2 separate regions of the Homo sapiens genome follow, and region 1 is linked to region 2. A link is a loop called in an ENCODE intact Hi-C map of the cell type or tissue named here. Cell type or tissue: IMR-90. All regions are shown on one strand. Each heading gives the region's core, and the rest is flanking DNA. Links, peaks and the distances in the headings are about the cores only. Region 1 overlaps SPIN1 (spindlin 1). Region 2 overlaps SPIN1 (spindlin 1).

Region 1 (12,732 bases), core at 6,410-8,909, 78 kb before region 2:
AACCTTGAATTCCTTACCTATAAACTGGGATAAAACCTATGGTGTAAGTCTGTTCTGAGAATTACATGAAATGGATTTATAGAGTTCTCAGTACAGTTCCTGAAATACAGCAGCTGACGCCAGTAGATGTTGATTTCCTTCTCCTTTCTACTTTTGAACTTAGCTGTAGTTATTAGCATTTTTTTAATGTTGAGGTAAACAGTTTCCTTAGTTGTGCATCAGTATTCAGTCCAATTTAATGTTAAATTATGTTTTTACTGGGAGCCTGTTCATGACCTTAAAATTGCCGTAAACCCTTTATAGAACAAGTCGTGTTTGGCTAAATATATAAACACAGATGTATCCTTACAGACTTTATAGTCTGATAGAGGAGATACACATGCATATAATGAGGGAATTCTGTGCTGAAGGTATCTGGGAAGAGAAGGTGATTCCATAGATTATCAGAATGGGAGAAGAAAGACATCTGGATGGAGGGGAAAGCAGGAACAGAGGCATGAGAGGAGTTAAAGAGGCCATCGGGGATTTCAATCCCAGCCAAAAGTTAGCCCCTTGTTACCTGTCTCCTCTCCTCTCCTCTCTTCTCCTTCCTTCCCTCCTTCCTTCCTTCTTTCCTTCCTTCCTTCCTTCCTCCCTCTTTTTCTACCTATCTACCTAGCTACTATTTTCTATCTATCCTCCTTTGTGAGTGTGTTTATGTATAGCAGGGGACGAGAACACCTACCTCATCAGGGGTGAGCTTAAATGAAGTAAAATGTTTCATAGGCTCCTGGTGTACAGTAAATGCCCAGTTGATATTGATGATGATGTCACCACTGCCTACACCACCTGTAGTTTCTTTCCTATGGCTGATCTGTCTAGGGATGAATTTGGGGGCCACCTTTTAAATTCTGCATGTAACATTAAGGTGGTTGGTGTTGAATTTGTAGGCAGAGGGAAACCATTGAAAGCAGGGGCAGGATTGGACCTGTGTTTTAGAACAGTATGAAAGGTGAGTTGGAGGAACCTGCCCATGTAGGATCTTTAATCTCCAGAGTCTAGCCTGTTAGAGAAGCTGGTGAAGTCATTTAAGGCATGGGGTATTGGTCTGAACTCAGAATATTTAATGTTATGTTAAATGTGCTTTTTTTTTTTTTTTTCCTGAAGGGAGGGGAGGAGGAAGAATTTACTCAATGTAAATATTATTTTATCCAAATGGTGAGAGAATACATGAAAAGACTAGTAAGGCATCTTTTTACCATTTGAGATGTTATAGTAGCGTGTTAACAAAATAGGCAATTTTTTTTTTAAAACTAGGTTATATTTCTTTGTAGTTGTTTATGCTTGGGCCTGTCTGCAAATGATTTAACAAATCATATCATATATTTGAATTACTGTTGCTTAACCTGACACAGGCAATAAGGAGAGAAAAGAATGTCCTTTTTCTTGCTTTTGGGTTTTTTTTTTTTTTTTTTTTTTTTTTTTGAGACGGAGTCTCCCTCTGTCACCAGGCTGGAGTGCAGTGGCGCAGTCTCAGCTGACTGCACCCTCCACCTCCCGGGAGTCAAGCGATTCTCCTGCCTCAGCCTCCCGAATAGCTGGGTCTACAGGCATGTGCCACCACACCTAGCTAATTTTTGTATTTTTAGTAGAGACGGGGGTTTCATCATGTTGGCCAGGATGGTCTCGATCTCTTGACATTGTGATCTGCCCGCCTCGGCCTCCCAGAGTGTTGGGATTACAGGCGTCAGCCATCTCTCCAGAGCTGATTTTTTTTGGAGGGAGGGGTTTGAATTACTTTTTTCTTTCTCTCTTTAGCATCATTGTAGACCCATGGATTTTTATGTATCCAATGTGTGTTTTTGGTTTTTTAAATTTTGAGACAGTCTTGCTCTGTCACCCAGGCTGGAGTGCAGTGGTGTGACCTTGGCTTACTACAACCTCCGCCTCCCGGGTTCAAGCTATTCTCCTGGCTCAGCCTCCCAAGCAGCTGGGATTACAGGCGTGCACCACCATGCCTGGCAAATTTTTTGTATTTTTAGTAGAGATGGGGTTTTACCTTGTTGGTCCAGCTGGTCTCAAACTCCCAAGCTCAAGTGATCCTCTCACCTCAGCCTCCCAAAGTGCTGGGATTACAGGTGTGAGCCACCATGTGTGGCTTTATCCAGTGTTTTAATCAAATACTCACTGTTTTTCCTTAGCTTTTCACAACTTGGACATGTTGAGGTCCTTTCAACCTGGTTCTCTTTCCTTTGACATGACACGTAATCTCTGAAGCTTTTCTTGCTTTCTGACACAAGATGTCTAAGGTTCACTTTGTGCTTTTCCTGCCAAATACCTATCAACCGAGTCTTTCAGCTTGCTTTATTGAGGATTAGAATTTAGATACAGAAATCTGGGTGTTATATGTTCTTACTGTTAGAATGCCCATGCTTTTATTGGACAGCCATGGGAAGCATACAGATTTTGATTTTTATATTGGTATTTCCAGTTCGAATTTAACATCACAGAGTTTTTACTATGAGCTTATCCTTTTTTCTCTAACGTTGAAAATTTACATTCTTAGCAACATTAATATAATTGCATTATCTTACAGTATAAATGTAGTTTGAAAATAACACTAATAAGCAACTGTAGCTTTATGTTTGGTTATGGTTTTTTCCTTAAAATATATCCACATAAGCATGTACAGTTGACATTCTAATTTGGAAGGCCATTTGAAAAGATTTTCTCTGATTATGTTATATGTTTGATAATTAATTTGGGTTGTTTGCCTGAAATTCTTCCTTTAAGAATTGCTTTAGTTTTTTATTTAATGTATTTTTTTTTTTTTTTTTTTGAGACAGAGTCTCGCTCTGTCGCCCAGGCTGGAGTCCAGTGGTGCGATCTCGGCTCACTGCAAGCTCCGCCTCCCGGGTTCACGCCATTCTCCTGCCTCAGCCTCCTGAGTAGCTGGGACTACAGGTGCCCGCCACCACGCCCGGCTAATTTTTGTATTTTTAGTAGAGACGGGGTTTCACTATGTTAGCCAAGATGGTCTCGATCTCCTGACCTCGTGATCTGTCCGCCTCGGCCTGCCAAAGTGCTGGGATTACAGGCGTGAGCCACCGCGCCTGGCCTATTTAATGTATTTTTTAACATGTAGAACATTTATGTGAACATTTATGTAGTTAAAAAATCTGATCTGTGTTAAAAAGTTATGTTCACAGCTTCACTTTAATTCTGTTCCTCCACGAATTTCTCTCTTGCCCCAGTTGTTTTTGCTTTGTTTTTCTGATATTTCATTTTTGCAAATGTAAGCATATGTGTATATTTTTGTTTCCCTTTCCTACACAATAGGCAGCGTTCTATGCACACTGCTCTGCCGTTCTATGCACACTGCTCCCTTTTACTTAATTTATTCTGGAGAGCGCTTCATTGAAGTGCGTGCTTGCAACTCATCTCCTAATGATGAACATTTGGGTTGTTTATATTCTCTTGGCTGTTATAAATATTGCGGCAATGAATAACCTTGTGGGTATATTGTTTTTTATTTGTGCAGATACAGCTTTAAGATAGATGTGGGGTGAAAGGTAAACACATTTGTAGTTTTGTTAGTGTCAAAATGTTACATTTTCTTTTTAAAACTTTTTAATTTTTTGTAGAGATGAGGTCTCACAGTGTTGCCCAGGATGATCTTGAACTCCTGACCCCAAGCAGTTCTTTTACCTGGGCTTCCCAAAAAACTTGGGATTACAGGCGTCAGGCATCAATACAGCCTAAAAAAATTACATTTTCAGGCTCAGTGTGATGGCTCACACCTGTAATCCCAGCACTTTGGGAGGCTGAGGTGGGCCGATCATGAGGTCAGGAGTTCAAGAACAGCCTGACCAACGTGGTGAAACCCCATCTCTGCTAAAAATACAAAAATTAGCCTGGCGTGGTGGCGCGTGCCTGTAATCCCAGCTACTCGGGAGGCTGAGGCAAGAGAATCACTTGAACCTGGGAGGCAGAGACTGCAGTGAGCTGAGATTGCGCCACTGCACTCCAGCCTGGGTGACAGAGGGAGACTCCGTCTCAAAAACAACAGCAACAACAACAAAAAAACCCGTCTCTACTAAGAATACAAAAATTGGCCAGGCATGGTGGCCTGCGCCTGTAATCCCAGCTACTCCTCATGAGAGTCACTTGAACTTGGGAGGTGGAGGTTGCAGTGAGCTGAGATCGCGCCATTGCACTTCAGCCTGGGTGACAGAGTGAGACTCCATCTCAAAAAAAAAAAAATTACATTTTTAAAAGGCAGATCTGACCATGTCAGCTTTTTACTTAAAACTCTAAATGGTGGCCAGGTGGGTGCGGTGGCTCACACCTGTACTGTACTCCCAGCACTTTGGGAGGCTGAGGTGGGCGGATTACCTGAAGCTGGGAGTTTGAGGCCAGCCTGGCCAACATGGTGAAACCCCGTCTCTACTAAAAATACAAAAATTAGCCAGGTGTGGTGGCGCATGCCTGTAATCCCAGCTACTCAGGAGGCTGAGGCAGGAGAATTGCTTGAACCTGGGAGGCGGAGGCTGCAGTGAGCTGAGATCACACCCCTGCACTCCAGACTGGGCAACAGAGTGAGACTCCGTCTCAGAAAACAAAACAGAAAAACTCTAAATGGCTTTCCAGTGCCTTAAGGACAAAAGTTTATAATGTAGCCTCAAGGGTACACATATAGTTGGTGTACATATAGCTTTACATCCCTTAACAATGGGATACATTCAGAGAACCTCGTTGTGTACCTCATAGAGTATACTTACACAAACCTATATGGGACAACCTACTAGGCACCTAGGCTATGTAATATGGCTTAATGCTCCTAGGCTACAAACCTGTACAGCATATGACTGAACTGAATACTGTAGACTATTGGAACACAGTGCTGTGTAGGTATTTATTTATCTAAACATATCTAAGGACAGAGAAAGTACAGTAGAAATGTGGTATAAAAGAGAAATGGCATGCCTGTGTAGGGCACTGAACCATGAATGGAGCTGTCAGGACTGGAAGTTGCTCTGGGTTGAGTCTGTGAGTGAGTGGTGAGTGAATGTGAAGGCCTAGAACATTACTGTACACTACCGTAGACTGTATGTAAACACTACAGTTAGGCTACACTAAATTTATAAAAAGTTTCTTCAGTAATTTACCTTAGCTTACTGTAATTTTTTTAACTTAATAAGCTTTTTAACTTTTTTTTAAACTTTCTGTCTTTTTAAATAACACGTAGCTTAAAACAGCCTCATAATATGGATCCACTGTAGTATATGTGGTCTGTTGTGTTGACAGAAATGTCATTAGGTGGTGCATGACTAATTACTTTTGGGCCTCAGCCTCATCTTGTACTGTTTTTCCCCTTGCTTTCCTTTGCTCCAGTTGTGTGGGGCCTCCTTCATTCTCCTGTGCTCACCATATTCTCCACCAGGAATCTTGGCACTTGTTCTTTTCCTCTGCCTGGAATGCCTTTCTTTGTTAACAGTTATTCCTGGTCTTTAGAGTTTGGCTCAAGCATCACTTTTAATGAAATTTTCTGTGTGCGTGCTTGCACATTTTCATAAGATAAAGAGATTGGACTGTACTGATATTCATCACCGACTCCAACAAGCATCAGTTGTCTGAAGTGTTTTTTTTTTTTTCCCCAGTCTTGCTCTGTCTCCCAGGCTGGAGTGCAGTGGTGCGGTCTCAGCTCACTGCAGTCTCCACTTCCCAGGTTCTAGCAATTCTCACTCCTCAGTCTCCCAAGTAGCTGGGAGTACAGGTGCGTGCCACCATGCCTGGCTAATTTTTTTGTATTTTTAGTAGAGACAGGGTTTCACCTTGTTGGCCAGACTGGTCGCCATCTCCTGACCTCAAGTGATCTGCCCTCCTCTGCCTCCCAAAGTGCTGAGATTACAGGTGTGAGCCACCGTGCCCAGCCTGAAGTTGTTTTTTTGAGACGAGGTCTCACTCCAGTTGCCTAGGCTGTAGTGCAGTGGCACAGTTTTGGCTCATTGCAGCCTCGACCTTCCCGGACTCAGGTGATCTTCCCATCTCAGCCTCCCGCGTAGCTGAGACTACAGGCATGTGCCACCATGCCTGGCTAGTTTATTTTTGTATTTTTAGTAGAGACGGGATTTTGCCTTGTTGCCCAGGCTGGTCTCGAGCTCCTGAACTCAAGCAGTGTACCTGCCTCAGCCTCCCAAAGTGCTGCCTCAGCCTCCCACCTGTGCCACTGCACTACAGGCATGAGTCACCGTGCCTGGCTGTCTGAAGTTCTTGAATTTTTTTGACTTTTCTGCAGTCAAGTCCTCTTGGTGCTTATCAGAATTACAATGTTATATTAGTTTATGTGATTTAATTAATTTTAGTTTTCCCACAAAGGCTGAGTTTCATGAAAGCAGAACCATTCCTGTTTTTGCCTGTAATTACTTTTCTGGTATCTAGCTCAGTGTCTGAATTGTGAGGGCTCAAGCTACCCTGTGCAGTAGCGAGAATTAAATAATAAGAAAATTGAGGGTGTCTGGTTGGTTAAATGTCTTGTCTGCACAGGTGTTTGTCATACAGTGATTATTAAGTAACAATTTGTTGACTTTTATTTATTTATTTTGAGACAGAGTTTCGCTCTTGTTGCCCAGGCTGGAGTGCAATGGCGCGATGTTGGCTCATCGCAACCTCCGCCTCGTGGGATCAAGCAATTCTCCTGCCTCAGCCTCCTGAGTAGCTGGGATTACAGGCATGCACCACCACACCCAGCTAATTTTGTATTTTCAGTAGAAACGGGTTTCTCCATGTTGGTCAGGCTGGTCTTGAACTCCCCACCTCAGGTCATCCGCCTGCCTTGGCCTCCCTGGGATTACAGGCGTGAGCCACCGTGCCCGGCCTTGTTGACTTTTAATTGTAATATTTTTTTCAGGATCACATAAGGTTTAGAAAAATGAAACCCCTAGGATGGATAAAGGAAAACGTATATGGGATATGTGTGTGTATGTATTAAGGCATTTGTTACAGTGATTTGAGTTCACACAGTGTAGGAGGAGCTGGCTTAAGCAGTTTTTTTTTTTTTTGAGATGGAGTCTTGCTCTATTGCCCAGGCTGGAGTGCAGTGGCACAATCTTGGCTCACTGCAACCTCCGCCTCCTGGGTTCAAGCGATTCTCCTGCCTCAGCCTCCCGAGTAGCTGGGACTACAGGCGTGCGCCACCATGCCTGGCTAGTTTTTTTGTATTTTTAGTGGAGACGGGGTTTCACCATGTTGGCCAGGCTGGTCTTGAACTCCTGACCTCGTGATCCACCCGCCTCGGCCTCCCAAAGTGCTGGGATTACAGGCGTGAGCCACCGTGCCCAGCCGTTAAGCGGTTTCTGTCAGGCTGTTGTCTTTGTGATTGATGCTGGAGTTTGAAGTCCACAGGGCAGTCATTTGAGAAAGGAAGATGGATGTAAAGTGGGGAAGAAGAGGACACAGGAAGCCACAGGCAAGGTACATGGAAACCATGCTAGTTCTAGTTGCCTTTGTTCCTGCTTGTGTGGGTGGCCTGTAAGAGTTGGATCCTTGGCAAATGTAGCCCAGGAGGCAGAGAAGCTTAAGGAGAGCCCAGAGGAAGGTGGAGTGGATGCAGCTGCAATTCTAGGCCAACCACTGCCTCACACGAATGGGGTGAGTCAGAAGATGAGCAGCAACAGTGTGTGCAAGCTGCAGGGTGGTTGCTTTATCTTCTGCACCCTTCAGTTGCTGCACAAAAATCTCTTGTGAGCCATGCAAGTTGGAAACATAAAGGAAAGGAAATTCTGGGGAATGTAGTTCAGCTCAGCCAAGTTCAAACCATACAAAGCAGAATGATCAGCTCAGGCTTTTAAATTTTTAGCTCAGGCTACACGTAAGGGACCCGAAGGTTTCTGTGACTGCTCTAAAAATGCAAATGTAATTCCTAATTTGTGGGTGAGATCATTGATTGGTAGGAATGGAATCCTGAAAATTGGATTGGAGGCATATGGTCAGATTCTGTTTAAGCTGGAGTCCTTAAATCCTTAAATGCTGCTCTGCTGCCTTTCCCGGAGAAGCAGCCTTTCCAACCCTTCCCAGAGGAACTTAATCTCCGTTTGCCTGAAAAACCTGTAATTGGCCTCCCTTTGGGTAGTTGCCCAGCACGGTACTGTCTTCCTCAGAATCTGCCCTGTAATCCTTCTTTCTTGTAGATCTGTGGCTGGACTGTAGTTGCAGCAGGCCCCAGAGAGTGAGGTGACCCATGAGAAAGGTATGCTGCACTCTAAAAGATTGTATAGTTTTGCCACTGTATAGTCAGGAGCCTGGAGGAGTATTTGATTTGTGGCAATGGATCTTAGGGGTATAGTATAACAGTGGAAGGAACATAAAGTTGAATCAGGCAGAATTTATTGATGTGGGCTCACTAAGCAGAGATTCTGGGTTCAGTGTTATAGTTCAAGGAGATAGAAAGGACTCTTAACAGTTGGGTTAATTGACTGAGGCCCATCCACAAGGCCTGATGCCTCGGTTAGATTTTTTCTGGCCTAACAAGGAACTCCACTGACCATTCACTCACCTTCTATGAGAGTCTATATTTGGCCTGGCGTGATGGCTAATACCTGTAATCCCAGCACTTTGGGAGGCCAAGGCAGGAGGATCACCTGAGGTAAGGAGTTTGAGACCAGCCTGGCCAACATGGCGATACCTCATCTCTACTAAAAATACAAAAATTAAGCGGATATCATGGCCCATGCCTTAATCCCAGCTACTCGGCAGGCTGAGGCAGGAGAATCGCTTGAGCCCAGGAGGCAGAGGTTGCAGTGAGCCAAGATCATGCCACTGCACTCTAGCTGGGGTGACAGAGCGAGACTCCGCCTCAAAAAAAAAAAAAAAAAAATTAGCCGGGTGTGGTGGCTTGTGCCTGTAGTTTTAGTTACTCGGGAGGCTGAGGTGGGAGGATCAGTTGAGCTGGGGAAGTCGAGGCTGCGGTGAGCCATGATCGTGCAACTGCGCTCCAGCCTGGGCAACAGAGTGAGATTCTAATAAAATATTAGTTCATAAGGAAAGGTTCACCTAAATGCATAGCCCTTAAATAACTTGCATTGTTGGTGGAACTGTACTTTGCTAGGACCTTTTTGGAGGATGGCTGCACTAAAACAGAATTTAAAATGCATGTGCTCTGTTGATCCAGCAGTTTCACTGCTAGGATTTTATTGTATAGATGAATTTGGACAGTATACAAATACGTTATGTTTAAGGTTTTTCATTATATCAGTGTTTGTGATCGAGAAAAATTAGAAACAACTGTCCAATAATGGAGTTAAGGTAGAGTAAATGACCATTATACCCATACACTGGAATATTGTGCCACTGTTAATAATAAGAGGTTGATAGGAAAAAAAATTCATACAGCCATCCCTCCATATCAGGGAATTGGTTCCAGGACCCACACTCCGCCTGCCTCCCCGCCTGCACCCCACCCCATGGATACCAAAATCCATGGATGCTCAAGTTTCTTATATAAAATGGTGTAGTATTTGCATATAATCTATGCATATCTTTCTGTATACTTTAATCTCTAAATTACTCCTAGTATGTAATACAGTGTAAATGCTATACAAATAGTTATACTGTATTGTTGAGGGAATAACTACAAGGAAAAAACTTTATGTGTTTGGTACAGATGAAACCATCATTTCCCAAATGTTGAAAATCTGAGGTTAGTTGAATCCACAGATGTGGAGCTGAAGGGATAAGAGGCCAAGGGCCAACTATATTACACAAAAAATGTAACATTTAATAAGAGAAGCAAGTTGTGGAACTGTATGTTCTTGCTTATGTTGAGATGTTATGTGTCTGTTTTAAGCCTTTGCCTAAAAATACTTTGCTAAATTCCTAACAATCTTTTCCTTTTATTAATACATAATATTTTACATCTTTATGGGATGCATATGAATACTTGTTGCATGCATAGAATGTATAATGATCAAGTCAGGGTACCTGGAGCATCCATCACCTTGAGTATTTTATCTTTTTGTTTTTGAGATGGAGTCTCGCTCTGTTGCTCAGGCTGGAGTGCGGCGGTGCGATCTTGGCTTGCTGGAACCTCTTGCCTCCTGGGTTCAAGCAATTCTCCCGCCTCAGCCTCCTGAGTAAGCTGGGATTACAGGTGTGTGCCACCATGCTGGGCTAATTTTTGTAATTTTAGTAGAGACAGGGTTTCACCATGTTGGCCATTCTGGTCTGGGTCCCCTGACCTCAGGTGATCCGCCTGCCTCAGCCTCCCAAAGTGCTGGGATTGCAGGTGTGAACTACTGCGCCTCGTTGAGTATTTGTCATTGCTGTGTGCTGGTAACATTTCAAGCCTTCTCTTTTAGCTACTTTGAGATATACAGTATATATTTGCTAACTATGGTGACCCTACTCTGCTAGAGAACATTAGAACTTTCTAACTGTATGTTTGTACCCATTAACCAACCTCTCTTCCTCACCCTTCCCAGCCTCTGATACCTGTTATTGTATTTTCTATTTCCATGAGGTCAACTTTTTTTTTTTTTTTTTATAGCTCCCATGTATTTGTTAGAACATGTGTTATTTGTCCTTCTATGCCTGGCATGGCTTATTTCACTTAACATAATGACCTCCAGCTTCACCCATGTTGCTGCAAACATTTTATTCTTCTTTCTGGCTGAATAGCATTCCATTGTGTATACATGCCACGTTTTCTTTATCTCTCTGCTCATTGATGGATACTTAGGTTGATTCTATATCTTTGCTTTTGTAAATAGTGCTGTGGTAAACAGGTGAGTGTATGTATCCCTTTGATAATACTGAATTCTTTTCCTTTGGATAAATAGCCAGTAGTGGGATTGCTGAAGTATGTAGTAGTTCTATTTTTAGTGTTTTGAGAAATCTCCGTACTGTTTTTCATAATGGCTTTACTAATTTCCATCCCAGTGTATAAGAGTTCCCTTTTCTCCGCATCCTTGCCATCTTCTGTTGTTTGTGTTTTTAATAATAGTTATCCTAACTGTGGTAAGGTGCTATCTCATTGTAGTTTTGATTTGTATTTACCTGATGATTACTGATGTGAGCATTTTTTCATATATCATTTGGCCATTTGTATGTTTTTTGATGTCCTTTGCCCACTTTTTAGTGGGATTATTATTATTATTTTTTAATTGTTGGTTATTTGAGCTTGTTGCATATTCTGGATTTTAGTCCTTTGTCATGAATGGTTTGCACATATCATTTCCCATTCAACAGGTTGTCTCTTCACTCTGTCATTTGTTTCCTTTGCTGTGCAGAAACTTTTCAGCTTGTTCTGTTGGTTATTGAAAGAGATGTATTAATACTTTGATTTTGCATTTGTCAGTTTTTCCTTAGTTCCGATACCTTTTGCTTTATACATTATCTTATGAGGGTGTGTTCTTAGATGCATTGGTATTTAGAGCTATGTATCAACCAGGTCTTTTAAAATCACTGTAATCCCAGCAGTTTGGGAGGCTTGAGGTGGGAGGATCACTTGAGTCTAGAGTTTGAGACCAGCCTGGGCAACATAGCAAGACCCCATCTCTACAGAAAATTTAAAAAAATTAGCTGTGTGTGGTGGCACACACCTGTAGTCCCAGCTACTCGGGAGGGTAATGTGGGTGGATCACCTGAGCCTGAGAGGTGAAGGCTGCACTCAGGAACCCTGATCATACCGCTGCACTTAGCCTGGGTGACAGAGTAAGATCCTGTCTTCAAAGCGGGGGAAAAAAAAGAAAACCACTATTAAGTGTTCTTTTTAAGGGGCCAGTATTATTAGAGGTAAAGTTTATTTAGCTTGATATTAATGTTGCTGCAGTGTTTTCCTTTGGTTAGTATGTGTAGGGTATATCCTTTTTTACCCTTTAATTTCAGTCTTACTTATTTTTCCAGCATGTGTTGCTTAATGATGAGAATATGTTCTGAGAACTGCGTTGTTAGGTGAGCATTATAGAGCATACTTGCACAAAACTTAGATGGTGTAGCCTTTGACACACTTAGGCTAAATGGTAAGCCTATTTGCTCCTAGGCTGCAAACCTGTATAGTATGTGACTGAACTGAATACTGTAGACAGTTGGAACACAATGGTAAGTAATTATGTATGTAAACACAGAGAAAGTACAGTGAAAACCTGGTATAAAAGATACAGAAATGGTCCACCTGTATTAGGGCACTTACCATGAATGGAGCTTGCAGGATTGGAAGTTGCTCTGGGTGAGTGAGTGGTGAGTGAATGTGAAGGCCTAGGACATTATTGTGCACTATTGTAGACTGTGTATAAACACTGTACAGTTAGGCTACACTAAATTTATAGAAAAATTTTTCTTCAATAATAACTTAACCTTAGCTTACTCTCCCCTAACCCCCAATTCTTCAATCCAGTCTTGGCTGCTACAGTCAGACAGCGAAGACACTTTTTTCTTGCATCTGTATTAGAAACCGTGTAGCTTTTTTACTTTATGAAGTTCATAATTTTTAAATTTCTTGACTCTTATAGTACTTAGCTTAAAACACAAACACATTGTACAGATGTATAGAAATACTTTCTTCCTGTTATTTTGTAAGCCTTTTCTATTTTAAAAATTTATTACTTTTGTTTTTACTTTTTAAACTTTTTGTTAAAAACTAAGATACTTGGCCAGGCGCAGTGGTTCATGCCTGTAATCCCAGCATTTTGAGAGGCCGAGGCAGGCAGATCACCTGAGGTCAGGAGTTCAAGACCATCCTGGCCAACATGGTGAAAC
Region 2 (12,732 bases), core at 4,460-6,959:
AAAAAAAAAAAAAAAAGAAAATCAGTTGACCACAGATACGTGGGTGTGTTTCTGGACTCTCAATTCTGTTGCATTAGTTTGTATGTCTGTTGCTGTGCCAGTGCTGCATTGTCTTGATTACATTGCTTTGTGGTAAATTTTGAGATCAAGAAGTTTGAGTCCTGCTTTTTTTTTTCCTCCTTTTTTTGAGACAGTCGCACTCTGTTGCTCAGGCTGGAGTATAGTGGCACGATCTCGGCTCATTGCAACCTCCGCCTCCCAAGGAACTGGGATTACAGGCATACGCCACCACATTGGGCTAACTTTCGTATTTTTAGTAGAGATGGGGTTTTGCCATATTGGCCAGGCTGGTCTCAAACTCCTGGGGTGAAGTGATCTGCCCACCTCAGTCTTCCAAAGTGCTGGGATTACAGGTGTAAGCCACTGCACCCCGGCCCCTCCTTTCTTTTTCAGGAGTGTTTTGACTATTCTGGGTCCCTTGCAATTTCATATAAATTTTAGAATCAACTTGTCAGAACAAAGAAGTCACCTGGGATTCTGACAGGGACTATGTTGAATTTGTAGATCAGTTTTGAAGAGTATTGCCCTCTTAACAATGTTAACAAGACTTTATAAGTCTTCTAATCCATGGCTTGATCTCAGCTCACTGCAGCCTCTGCCTCTCAGGTTCCAGCGATTCTCCTGCCTCAGCCTCCCGGGTAGCTGGGGTTACAGGCACATGCCACCTCGCCTAGCTCATTTTTGTATTTTAGTAGAGATGGCGTTTCACCATGTTGACCAGGCTGGTCTCGATCTCCTGACCTCAGGTGAGCCGCCGCGCCTGGCCACTTTTTATTTATTTATTTTTTGAGATGGAGTCTTGCTCTGTTGCCAGGCTGGTGAGCAGTGGCACGATCTTGGCTCACTACAACCTCCAACTCCCAGGTTCAGGCAATTCGTCTACCTCAGCCTCCCGAGTAGCTGGGATTACAGGCACACGCCACCACGCCCATCTAATTTTTGTATTTTTAGTAGAGACAGAGTTTCACTGTGTTGGCCAGGATGGTCTCGATCTCCTGACCTTGTGTCTCTCACCTTGGCCTCGCAAAGTGCTGGGATTAAAGGCGTGAGCCACTGCGTCCGGCTCCACATTTCTTTTATTAAATTTACTTCTAAGGATTTTATTCTTTTTGATGCCATTGTGCATATGAATTGAATTGTTTTCTTAATTTCACTTTTGGATAAGCTTGTTCCTTTAAAAACTACTCAGTGGCCTTTCTTCAAACACATGAATCTCTGGCCTTGGACAGATGTAACTGGTAGGCCCTCTCCATACATTAGCCATGCGTCAGTCATCTTTATTTCTTTTTTTAAAAAAATTCTTCCTATGAATAAGTTAGTTAACATACTAATTTCCTCATCTGGCCTTGAATTTCTACTTCTTCAATACATATTTTTAAAATTTTTGGGCTGGGCATGGTGGCTCACGCCTGTAATCCCAGCACTTTGGGAGGCCGAGGCGGGCGGATCACCTGAGGTCAGGAGTTCGAGGTCAGCCTGGTCAATATGGTGAAACCCCGTCTCTACTAAAAATAAAAAAATTAGCCAAGTGTGGTGGAGGGCGCCTGTAGTCCCAGCTACTCGGGAGGCTGAAGCAGAAGAATCACTTGAACCCGGGAGGCAGAAGTTGCAGCGAGTCGAGATTGCACCACTGCACTCCAGCCTGGGCGAGAAGAGCAAGACTCCGTCTCAAAAAGAAAAAAAAAATTGTGTACATTTGTTATAAAGGGGTAATGCAACTTACATACTCAGGAATTTGTCATGAGAACATTTCTTTAAAAAGCATTTCTCCAACCTGTATGAGGTGACTTGAACATTTTTTTATAGATAAATAGAGCAAGTCCTGTTAACCTAATCATAGGAAATGCAAGGGCGTCTGCAATTCTGCATCGCTTTTCCTAGCCATTTTTTGATCTTCCCTCTCCTTTAATTCTCCAAACTTGTGTGTGTGTGTGTGTGCACGCGCTATGGAAGCTTATTACCTTTAGAAACAGTGGTGATGCTCTGATCTAATGATTTCTGAAAGGGTCCTGGTCGCGTACCCGCTCTGATGGTAAAACAGGCCTCTACATGACTCCCTTGGTTAGCTGAGTTACTATAAAATTCACGTGCGATTGTGTATTTGTAATTCTTTTGTAAACGTGCCACAAAAATATGGCAGTATGATGATACTGCTTAAGGGAAGAGAATTTTTAAAGAAAAGAGTTCAGCTTATATTTCTTTATTTCTTTTAAAAGAATTGATTATGCTCAGATGTTTTATTTTTATTTCTTGTGACTCTTAGTACCAGAGATCACAGTAGCAGTTTTTGGATTGTCATTCAGTGAGAGAATTTATTGTAACCGAAGAGGCAGACTACTATTAATACATGTACATTATATGGTCTACACCAGGATACCTGTGAGAGTAAAATGACATTACTACCAATTGTGCCAGGATAACATGGACTGTCTTATGTAGCTGGATCCTCTGGTTGCCCTACCTGAAGGCCACCTGCTACTACGAGGAAAAGAGCTTCGAGTTTTTCAGAACCCATGCAGAGTTTCTTAAAATAGAATTATAATTGCCTAGCAAACCCCCTCTCTTTTTTTTCTTTTACTTTGTTTTTTTGTTGTTGGTGGTGATGGTTTGCTGTTTCTGTGTGTTTTCTTAGAGGCTAGAGGCAGTACATTAATCTTGGGGACCTTTTAAACAGTACAGATGCCTGTGCCATCCTCAGAGATTCCCTTGTAGTTGTCCTGGGCTGAAGTTCATTCAGCACCAATTTTTAAAGCATGGAAAGCTTAAATTTTGGAACTGAGTTAGGAAGATGATGTGAAATGCAGTGAAGTTGAGGGGGAAGAAGCTTTAAGGATTCACAGAGTAAAACCAATGGTACTTAGGCATTTTAAATGTGTGCCATATTCTCAGTAATCCCTGTAGGAATTGTCTGCTTTCAAATTATATTTCAAAGCCACTCAAACTTATTTTCATTTAAGTGCAGCTACAGATTAAACATGGGCCAAAGAAATTTTTGGTTATGATTTTCAAAATTGTTCATATATCTAGATGGAGGTCGGCAAACTATGAAAAAAAGTTTTATTATTGGAACACAGCCACATCTGTTTATATACATATCATCAGTGGCTGCTTTTGTGCTACAGTGGCAGAGTTCAGCAGTTGGGACAGAGACCATATGACCCTAAGCCTGAAATATTTACTGTCTTGTCTTTTACGAAAACGTTTGCTGACTCCTGGTCTAGATAATCATGAATTCAGGCTATTAAAATTTTTTTTAAGTTATGAAAATAAATATGTGAGTTGATTTATATCTAAAAATTGACTTAGAAATTTTCTCTCTCTCTCTTTTTTTTTTTTTTTTTTTTTTTAATATAGATGATTCACCTCCAGCAGAAAGGGAACCAGGAGAAGTTGTGGACAGCCTGGTAGGCAAACAAGTGGAATATGCCAAAGAAGATGGCTCGAAAAGGACTGGCATGGTCATTCATCAAGTAGAAGCCAAGCCCTCCGTCTATTTCATCAAGTTTGATGATGATTTCCATATTTATGTCTACGATTTGGTGAAAACATCCTAGATGTCATCACAAACTCTGCCAAATTTGTGGAACTATGAAATGTATTATTTGTAGACATAAAGACTTGATTGCTTTCCAGTTTAATGAAAGCTTAAATGTCCCTGCGAACCCACAATCTCTGCCAGCAGAACTGGTTTTGTTCTGAATAGTACAGATTGATGTGAACACAAAGCATTTTGTGTAAGGAGAACCCCTTTCTTTTAAAAGAAGTCTGTCTATTTCGAGGGGAGTTACAGGCAAGTTTGGTAAAAGTTAAGCTAGTATCATAGTCATTTAAAATTGTAATAGATCTTAACCATTTTCCCCCTCACCCTAACTCTCTTATTCTGCCGCCACAATGCAAGCATAGTTTGATGTTTTCGTTATTGCCTTTTTTGAGATGTATGTATCTGTATCTACCTATATCTATATGTGTGTATACATATATAATATATACACACAGATACAAGTGTACACACACACACCACACACCACACACACCCCACTGGCAGTCTTTGTGGATTAGGATGGGGGTGACATAATTTTCTTGAGTTTAACAGGAGTGCTTTACCCAAGTCAGTCATGGATATGATATCACTGCTCTTTATTTAAAAGTAAACTTTGGGCACAGGAACCATATGGGAACATTCAGCTTGTTTAAAAAAAAAAAATCAGAAGTTCAGAGCACCTTTTCAATCTGGAGCCCTTAAACCATAAGTCCAAATATGAATTATTTGTGAACAGTTAATGACCCATATTAGAATTTTACAATCTGGTGAACAATCTGGGTAAAAGGCTACCTTTAATTCTAAGCTTCATTTTTTTTTGGGGGGGGGTTACATTTTAATCATAAATTCTTTTTTGCAAAGCCCAGGTTCTTGTTCCACACAGTGTAATGTAGGTGTATTTTGGACAGCACATATGGTCCATTGTGTACAAGTCAGTAATCTGGATTTCAGTACATGGATTTAAAAGGCAACAATCCATCACTGGTTTGTGTGTTTTTGGTTAAGTTTCTGGAAGAATACAATGCTTTTATATTGGAAGTATAAGTTTTGAGTGGCATTGTTGCCTTCTAACAAGCTCTCTGGGACTTTTAAAGTTTTATTACTATTATTGCTAATGTATGATTATGGTCAGAGACTTTCAACCCACCCCTTCCTGCCTACCCCTGGCTTTTCCTCACAAAGAATGTCTAGACAAACAGCAGCTTAGTCTCCTGACACCTCTTGTGGGGTGCATGTTCCTGCTCCAGGTATGCTGTTCATGTGGATTCATTCCATTCAGTGGCCCCTTGGGGTTTGCATGCCAGTGAAGCGTTACCATAGAAGAGCCAGCCGTTTGTGTTCGCTTGGTAGGTGTAAGTAATAGCAGCCCTTAGCCACGGAGTCTTTATGTGGTTTATTCCTGCAAGGTTGTTTTAAACTGAAATAGAACTGCTAGTGTGATTGGTTGATCAGCAAAACAGCTGCTCTCATTTTGTTTTGGAGGAACCCTGGTGGTTTGACAGCCAGGAGAAAGGCCATATGTGAAACCAGTCTCTTGTGGAGATTGGAAATCCTCCCTGATATTTGGGCAGAGCCTAAACGTGCATGCTTGTCACTCAAACACCAGAAGTTTGAATCAGAGGTCTGAGTGACCTCTTTTGTGGCTGTTCTTGATGGTTTCCAGGCCTCGTTATGCATGGTTTGCTTGATGCCCATTTTTTGTGCCTTGTGCTGTTGGATGGTAACGACCACTCACCATGTAAACACAGTACCTCAGTTTTCTGTCCACAGCTGCAGTCGCTCTGTCCCTCGTGCTTCACTGTGGGCAGCCAGGGACAAGCTTCTGAAAGCAGTGTGATACCCAAGTCATAGGTGCTTCTCGTATGTGAACAGGTGTCATTCTACAGATCTGTTATGTGTTTTCCTGTTGACTCTTAAGAGTCCCTGCATGTAAATCTCAAAGCTGAGCCTGGCTCCCAGAGTCCAGACTGACATTACAGCGCAAGAGTTTGCAAGTGTGTCCAGCATGCACCAACTGTGCAGAACTTGGCTCGGTAACTTTGCGTGGAAAAATAAAGTACATTTTGAAGTATCTTGAGGGTTGGGTCAATTGAGACATTTCTAGCATTACTTAATGACTTGCATTGTGGTTTTTCTGCAAGCAACTTTAATGACTTTTTTTATACCACATGGTCTCCCAGTTTCTAGATGAATGCAACATGATGATGGTGATGATGACGATGAGTTTAATCATTGTTCATTTATTGCCTTTAGGGCTGAGGGAAAGGGAAGGTTTGTTTTTTTTTCTCCCCATTTTCCCCCATTCTGTCTTTCTTTTGGTGACTTACACCACATGTAATGACGCTATGACTAATTCTGCTCCCAAGCCCTTGTATCTTGGGCTTCATTTTAGGCTCATGTGTCAGATCTGCATGCATTGCTTGCATTTTTCTGGTATCTGAATGTTGGTTCCTTGTTCCAGGAATTCAACATTAATTTCCAAAAGTATCATGGGACTTGTGACAATACAAGACATGAATCTATGTATAAAATTTATCGGCCTTTCTCATTTACCTGCTCTAGTATTATTGTATTGTGTGTGCGTGCGTGTGTGATGTCAGGCTGCCACGTAAAACTTCAGAGAAAAATCTTAAAAGCAGACCATCCTTTTTTGCATGCTCTATTCTAAGTAGAATGTTCAATGTAACTGACTAAAATTGCATGTTAAAGATATTTAGGTTTTTTTGTTTTCTTTATTTTTATTTGTTTTCAGTTTCCTGTATATTTGCTTACTGTGCCGTTTTAGTGGTTTTAGGATAAAAATGCACTGGTGAAGCAAATGTAGTGCCAACAGAAGGTGATTTTCCAGTTGTAAATGTCATGCAGCATTTGAAGGGACTGTGTTTTCTTAAAAAAAAATCACAGTTACTTCTAAACCAGATTTCATTTCTTTTATTGTTTTATGTGCCAAACCACGAAGTGCATTGGGCTTCAATCTCTGAACACTGTAGACCCATTAGAAGACTGTTCCGATTGTTACAAATTGTAGTGCCTGAAAACACTCTTAAGCTGATTGTCTTAACAAAATGAAAGTTCTCCAAAGACAAAACAGAACAATTATTATAACAAAATAATTATGGTTGAAATGTCTGTGGTTCCTTGGAAATGCTGCGCTCTTTGTGTTTTTCCATCATTAGTGCAGTTGGAATGAATGTGTATAGGTCAGAGGTCTTCGTGTTCACATTTTAAAATTAGGTAAATGACCTCATCTTTCAAGCTTGAATTCATTTTTAATTTTAATTTTATTTTATACAATGTGTAGACAGTTCCCTGTTCTCTGCATTTAGAAGTATACACAATATAAATCTGTTAATTCTGTAAGTAATTTTTATAATTATGATGTAACTCTATCTTATCCTTAAAACATTTAAAATAAACCCTTTATGTGCAACTCCTGACTGTAAAGTTTGTGCTGATGAGCAACATGTGATGTGTTAAACTTGATTCTGAAAAGTTTTTTGGGCCAAGTAACCTTTTCACCACATGTAAATGTCAGATATGCATAGAAAGAAATAGAATTTTTATTTGATAACATTCAATAATACCTGAAAGAAGAGGAGGCAGTCATCAATATCACACATATATTAAATATTGAAGTTTGCAATTTGACATTGAGAAAGTTTAACTTACAAGATCTTAAACTTAAAAAAATTCTTTTAAATATAATTAAATAATGGGTATTTTATACTTTTCACAAGTATTCTTGCTTTGAATATTTCTTATAATGCTTTTACTCATAAATAATAAACAATGGGATTCTATAGTGAAAAATCACTATTTCTCAATGCTAGGATACAAAAAAATGAAAGTAATATAGGCTGGTGCAAAGTAATAGCAGTTTTGCCACTGCTTTTATGGCAAAAAATGCAATTACTTTTTCACCAACCTAATATTAACACCTATGTATGTTTTATCTTTCTTGATTATTTTAATCAGTGAGGTAAAAAGTGGAATTTATGGCATGCTTTAATAAGATTTTTTTTTTTAATGTTTCCCAGTTCATTTTGGCCTAAGGATCTCATGCTTAAGTCTGGGATATTTACCTGCCTTTGGGAGAATGGTTGATACTTGGTGAGGGATGAATGCAAACTTGGGCTTTGGGACGCTGGGCTTCTAGGTTTGTGTCAGTGCAGTGCCTGTGCTCCAAGTCCATGGAGGTTACTGAGGTGGACTGAAGGCAGGGTCTACTCCGGCTTAGGTGGAAGAAGGCTGCAGTTCAAGGAGGAAATGAGCCATTGGGAAGCACAGGTGCCTCTCTTGAGTCTGGGTTTTCTGACCTTCCTTGCTGAAGGTAGATTATTCGTTGTCTGTGTTATCTGTCATGGGTACAGCTCTGTAAATATTGCCCCAAAAGTATAACAATGCAAGTTTAGTCTGAAGTTTGAAACTTGATAACTAGTATTTGTAAACTAATGAATCAACTCTCCTATTTAAAGCAGTCATCACTCTGTTGGAGAATTTTTGTTTTTTCTCTTGGTACAATTAAACTCTGTGATGACAAAAGCATTTGGTACTAATAAAGCATTCATAAATGCTTAATAAGTACCTTGCCAAGCACTTTCCACACTATTTTGTTTAGTTCTTAATGGTCTTTTGAGGAAGAGGCAGAGATTGAGTATCTCACGCAGGATTATAGGGGAATGAAGACTCGGATCTCTATTTTGTGCCCAGACTCTGAGCTGCTTTATGAACACCTCAATTAAATTACTTCATTGGAGTGATTTGAGTAATCTATCTATAGTGTAATATTTTCTATGAATAATTTTCTGTAACCTTATTTCATAAGTTAATATCTAAAAAGTGTTTATTTCCAAATTGCCAAATAAAAGGTTTTATATTAGTCATTAGAATGTAGGCATCTGTGTCTCTGTATGCTAAGAATTATAACCCAAAATTATTTTTGTGCTTAAAAAATAAATGATGTCTCCACGATGGCACGCATATACTTATGTAACAAACCTGCACATTCTGCACATGTATCCCGGAACTTAAAAAAATTTTTTTTCCATAACTAAAAAAATAAAAATAATGATGTCTTTTTTGGAGAGAAAGTATGCTGAAGAAATTTTAATAACTTTTCATCACAAGAATATAGATACTTTATTTTAACTTTTAAATCTATTCATTTGCTTATTTATTTTGAGACTGGGTTATGAGACTGGCTAATTTTTGTATTTTTGGTAGAGACAGGGTTTCAACCATGTTGCCAAGGCTGGTCTCGAACTCCTGGGCTCAAGCCATCCACCCTTCTCAGCCTCCCAAAGTGCTGAGATTATAGGCGTGAGTCACGGCACCCAGCCAGATAACTATATTTTAAAGACACTTTGAATATATCATGAAAGTAATATCTTCATAAACCTAATTTTTTTAACCATACAGGAGACTTAAAAAGCCTAGATTTCTTTTGCTCATAACCTACAATCTTATGTTTAATTTTTATAGTAATGAGTTTGTTCTGTGTCATATACTGGTAAGTTTTAGGCAGCATGTGGAGTTGAGAGAATTCATTGAGTCTTTAAGTTACTTCTCCAGCCATTCCTAGAGTCTTCGTCTGCCCTTATGATTAGTTTTGGTAAACCAAGTAGCAGACGGTTTTTTAATAATGTCATGGCACATAAGTTTGCCTAAACATGACATTGGCATTCTTTCTGCTTAATTTTCAAGTGAGGGCCCTGGACCAAGTGGTGCGTCGGCCCCTGTCAGCTCTGAGGTGACACACAAGTGCGGGGCCTTGCTGTGCATTTGTTTTTTTACGTTGACTGTTCAGTGAGAGAGGAGGCTTACTCCTGGCTCTGCTTTTACCATCCTCTTTCTCATTATTTTCAGTGTATGCTTTCTGGAGGGAAAGTTAAGAGCTTTATATACCACACAAACTACCTAAAATCCTTAATAGGGTAAGCAGATTATACATAACTTTAAAATTGTCTGTTTCTATGTTGGAATTACTGAAGCAGATTATAATGTGAAAGGACAGAAAGCCTTTTAAAAACCTTTATGTTGGGCTGGGCGCGGTGGCTCATGCCTATTGTAATCTCAGGACTTTGGGAGGCCAAGGTGGATGGATCACAAGGTCAGGAGTTCGAGACCAGCCTGGCCAAAATTGTGAAACCCCATCTCTACTAAAAATACAAAAAAATTAGCCGGGTATGGTGGCGCACGCCTGTGATCCCAGCTACTCAGGAGGCTGAGGCAGAAGAATAGCTTGAACCCCGGAGGCAGAGGTTGCAATGAGTTGACATCGTGCCACTGCACTCCAGCCTGGACGACAGAGTCTGTACAAGACTCTGTCTCAAAAAAAAAAAAAAAAAAAAAAAAAAAACCTTGATGTTAACATAAGTAACAGTTGTTAACAACCCAGGGTTGAGTGGCAGCATTGTGAATTGTCTTCAGATACAGATCGTGAAAATAACTCTAAAGCTTTTTCCTCGAACTTGTCTTTCTGTGGCTTTGTAAAAAATTGGATAGCTGCTTTCCTTGGTCTTCCCTGCACCTGCACACCGTGTATACAAGTGTGAGCCTCTGGTCTTCTCATAGAAAAGTCTGATGACTGTTAGAGAAATGACATCAGCAGTAGGTCTTTTTCCTAAAGTCAGTCTTTATCCTGTAGTGTGTTTACTCTTTGTTTTATTTATTGGGGACCTGGTTTTAACAAAATGTTACTTCCAGTTTTTCTGTAATAACTATGGTAAAGTAGCTTTAACCACTAGATTAAAGTAGCCACTAGATTCTTAATTTAATCTAAATCTGATGGATGCTACTAAGGACAAAACTGGTCATTTTCAGAGCAGTCCTGTAGGGGAGAGCAGTGTGTCAAAGACAAGTAAGCACAGTGCAGGCCTATGCCTGGCACAGGGCTTGCCGCTGTTCTGCCGGCCTGTCATCATTGGGTGTCACTTAAGGCCTTACAATGTTTTGCTTTGTTTTTTTCTTTCTTTCTTTCTTTCTTTTTTTTTCCATAGAAGGCGTCTCACTGTGTTTCTCAGACTCATCCTAAACTTCTGGACTCAAGTGTTCCTCCCGCCTCAGCCTCCCAAAGTGCTGGGATTACAGGTGTGAGTAACCATGCCCGGCTGGCTTTATTTTTGATGTTTGAGATTACGCTTTCAGTTCCACACAGTCGATTTTGCTTGTTATATAATGTTCGTTTTTAGGAAGATTTTAGTTGTTACATTTTTTTAACAACACTAGCATCTTCCAGCGTATATAAAAATTGTAATAAGCAGTGTTAAGTTTCACATTTTCTACTTTATTGTGATTGAGAAGACTATACATCTAACTTTTATGAATAAAGTGACACATCTGTGTGTGTTTGTTTTTTCTTGAGATGGAGTCTCGCTCTGTCACCCATGCTGGAGTGCAGTGGTGTGATCTCGGCTCACTGCAGTCTCCACCTCCTCGGTTCAAGCTATTTTCCTGCTTCAGCCTCTCGAGTAGCTGGGATTACAAGTGCTTGCCATCACACCCGGCTAATTTTTGTATTTTTAATAGAAACAGGGTTTCACCATGTTGGCCAGGCTGGTCTCAAATTCCTGACCTCAGGTGATCCACCTGCCTTGGCCTCCCAAAGTGCAGTGGGCATGAGCCACTGCGCCCAGTTCGAAGGGAGAAATCTGTGTTTTAAGTTTGCTTTTGCATTGTCTTAGTGTTCATGAACACTAAATTGTCTTCTTAGTTCATTTGTGAAACATGGTGCTGGAGTTTGCAGTCTAAGCTCATGGCTAGATGAGTAGTGACTTAAACAGCAGGTCTGCTTTCAGAATGTATTCCTGCAGAGAGTTAAGCTGCATTCTTTTAAAACGGACAGTTGTGCCCAGTAAAGTTTATCTGTTGAATACTACAGAAAAGTAACCATCATTGTATTTGTTTCTACCTTTAGGCCTTAGATACGTGATGTATTTAATCAGTCTTTTTCTTTCAAATATAACCTGAAATAGTTGGTCTTTGGAAAAGTTTAAAAAGTTGATTGTGTTTCTAAAGGGAGAAATTTCCAGATGTTAAAATTCACCTTGAATTTTTGGACATTCCGGCCTGGTGCGGTGGCTCACACCTGTAATCCCAGCACTTTGGGAGTCCCAGGCGGGCGGATTACTGAGGTCAGGAGTTTGAGACCAGCCTGGCCAACATGGTGAAACCCCGTCTCTACTAAATATACAAAAAAAATAGCCAGATGTGGTGGCACACACCTGTAATCCCAGCTACTCGGGAGGCTGAGGCAGGAGAATTGCTTGAGCCCGGGAGATGGAGGTTGCAGTGAGCTGAGATCACACCACTGCACTCCAGCCTGGCCAACAGAGCAAGGCTCTGTCTCAAAAAAAAAAAAAAAAAGATTTTTTTGACATTGCATCACTAATTCAGTTTCTGGTATGGATTTATAACATTGGTCCTCACAATCTAAGTAAAGCTAGCTGCTTTATCAATTCCAACAGAATCTCATTCTCTTAATGTGTGCTCAAAAGAAATAACTATCAAGATTGCGGGAGTGATTTCTAAAGGCAAGTGGGTCATTTTATGTTCTTCCATGTGGAGCTTTGTGACGTAGCAGAGAGTGTGAGTGGTGTCAATAGTATGGCAAGAAAACTTGCATATTTTGGTCCTGAGAAAGTGAAGGTAGTAGGCTGCCTTCCTAAAGGATTAGCAATTTAAGGGACGTTCTAGACCTCTAGTCTAGAAAATGTAACTGTTGGCTGGGCGCCATGGCTGACACCTGTAATCCCACACTTTGGGAGGCCGAGGTGGGCAGATCACCTGAGGTCAAGAGTTCGAAACCAGCCTAGCCAACATGGTGAAACCCCGTCTCTACTAAAAATACAAAAATTATCTCGGTGTGGTGGCACGTACCTTTAATCCCAGCTACTCAGGAGGCGGAGGCACAAGAATTGCTTGAACCCGGGGAGGCAGAGGTTGCAGTGAGCCGAGATCACGCCACTGCACTCCAGCCTGAGCAACAGAGGGAGACCCTGTCTCAAAAATAAAACAAAAAAAGAAAATGTAACTGCAGGTGAAGGTTTAATTAAACTTCTTTAGACTGGAATTTCACATGTTTTATCTATCAACTTTTGTTAAGAGGTAGGATCTCTTTTTGTCCCAGGCTG

Evidence for each region. Peaks named below come from ENCODE experiments on the same cell type or tissue, not always from the same donor. Only the 100,000 strongest peaks of a DNase experiment are listed, where the experiment ranks them.
Region 1: a loop joins it to region 2, with 2.5 times the contacts of the local background. A loop is called at or near these places in 3 of 110 quality-filtered maps.

The regions. Positions count from the first base shown.
Region 1 is chr9:88,392,010-88,404,741 of GRCh38, forward strand. All of the region lies in intron 1 of SPIN1 (spindlin 1), which reads left to right. Among named protein-coding and RNA genes, the nearest start is that of SPIN1, 9.9 kb to the left of the region's middle. RefSeq lists enhancers at 3,388-3,888, 3,889-4,389 and a silencer at 4,033-4,257. In IMR-90, for the core only: no CTCF peak of the experiment used is centred there; DNase peaks (open chromatin) are centred at 7,612 and 8,192; H3K27ac peaks cover 1,776 bases.
Region 2 is chr9:88,471,664-88,484,395 of GRCh38, forward strand. It overlaps SPIN1 (spindlin 1), which reads left to right. Exons shown (of 6, transcript NM_006717.3): 6 at 3,415-7,031. The coding sequence ends at 3,614. Among named protein-coding and RNA genes, the nearest start is that of NXNL2, 57 kb to the right of the region's middle. In IMR-90, for the core only: no CTCF peak of the experiment used is centred there; a DNase peak (open chromatin) is centred at 5,868; H3K27ac peaks cover 1,506 bases.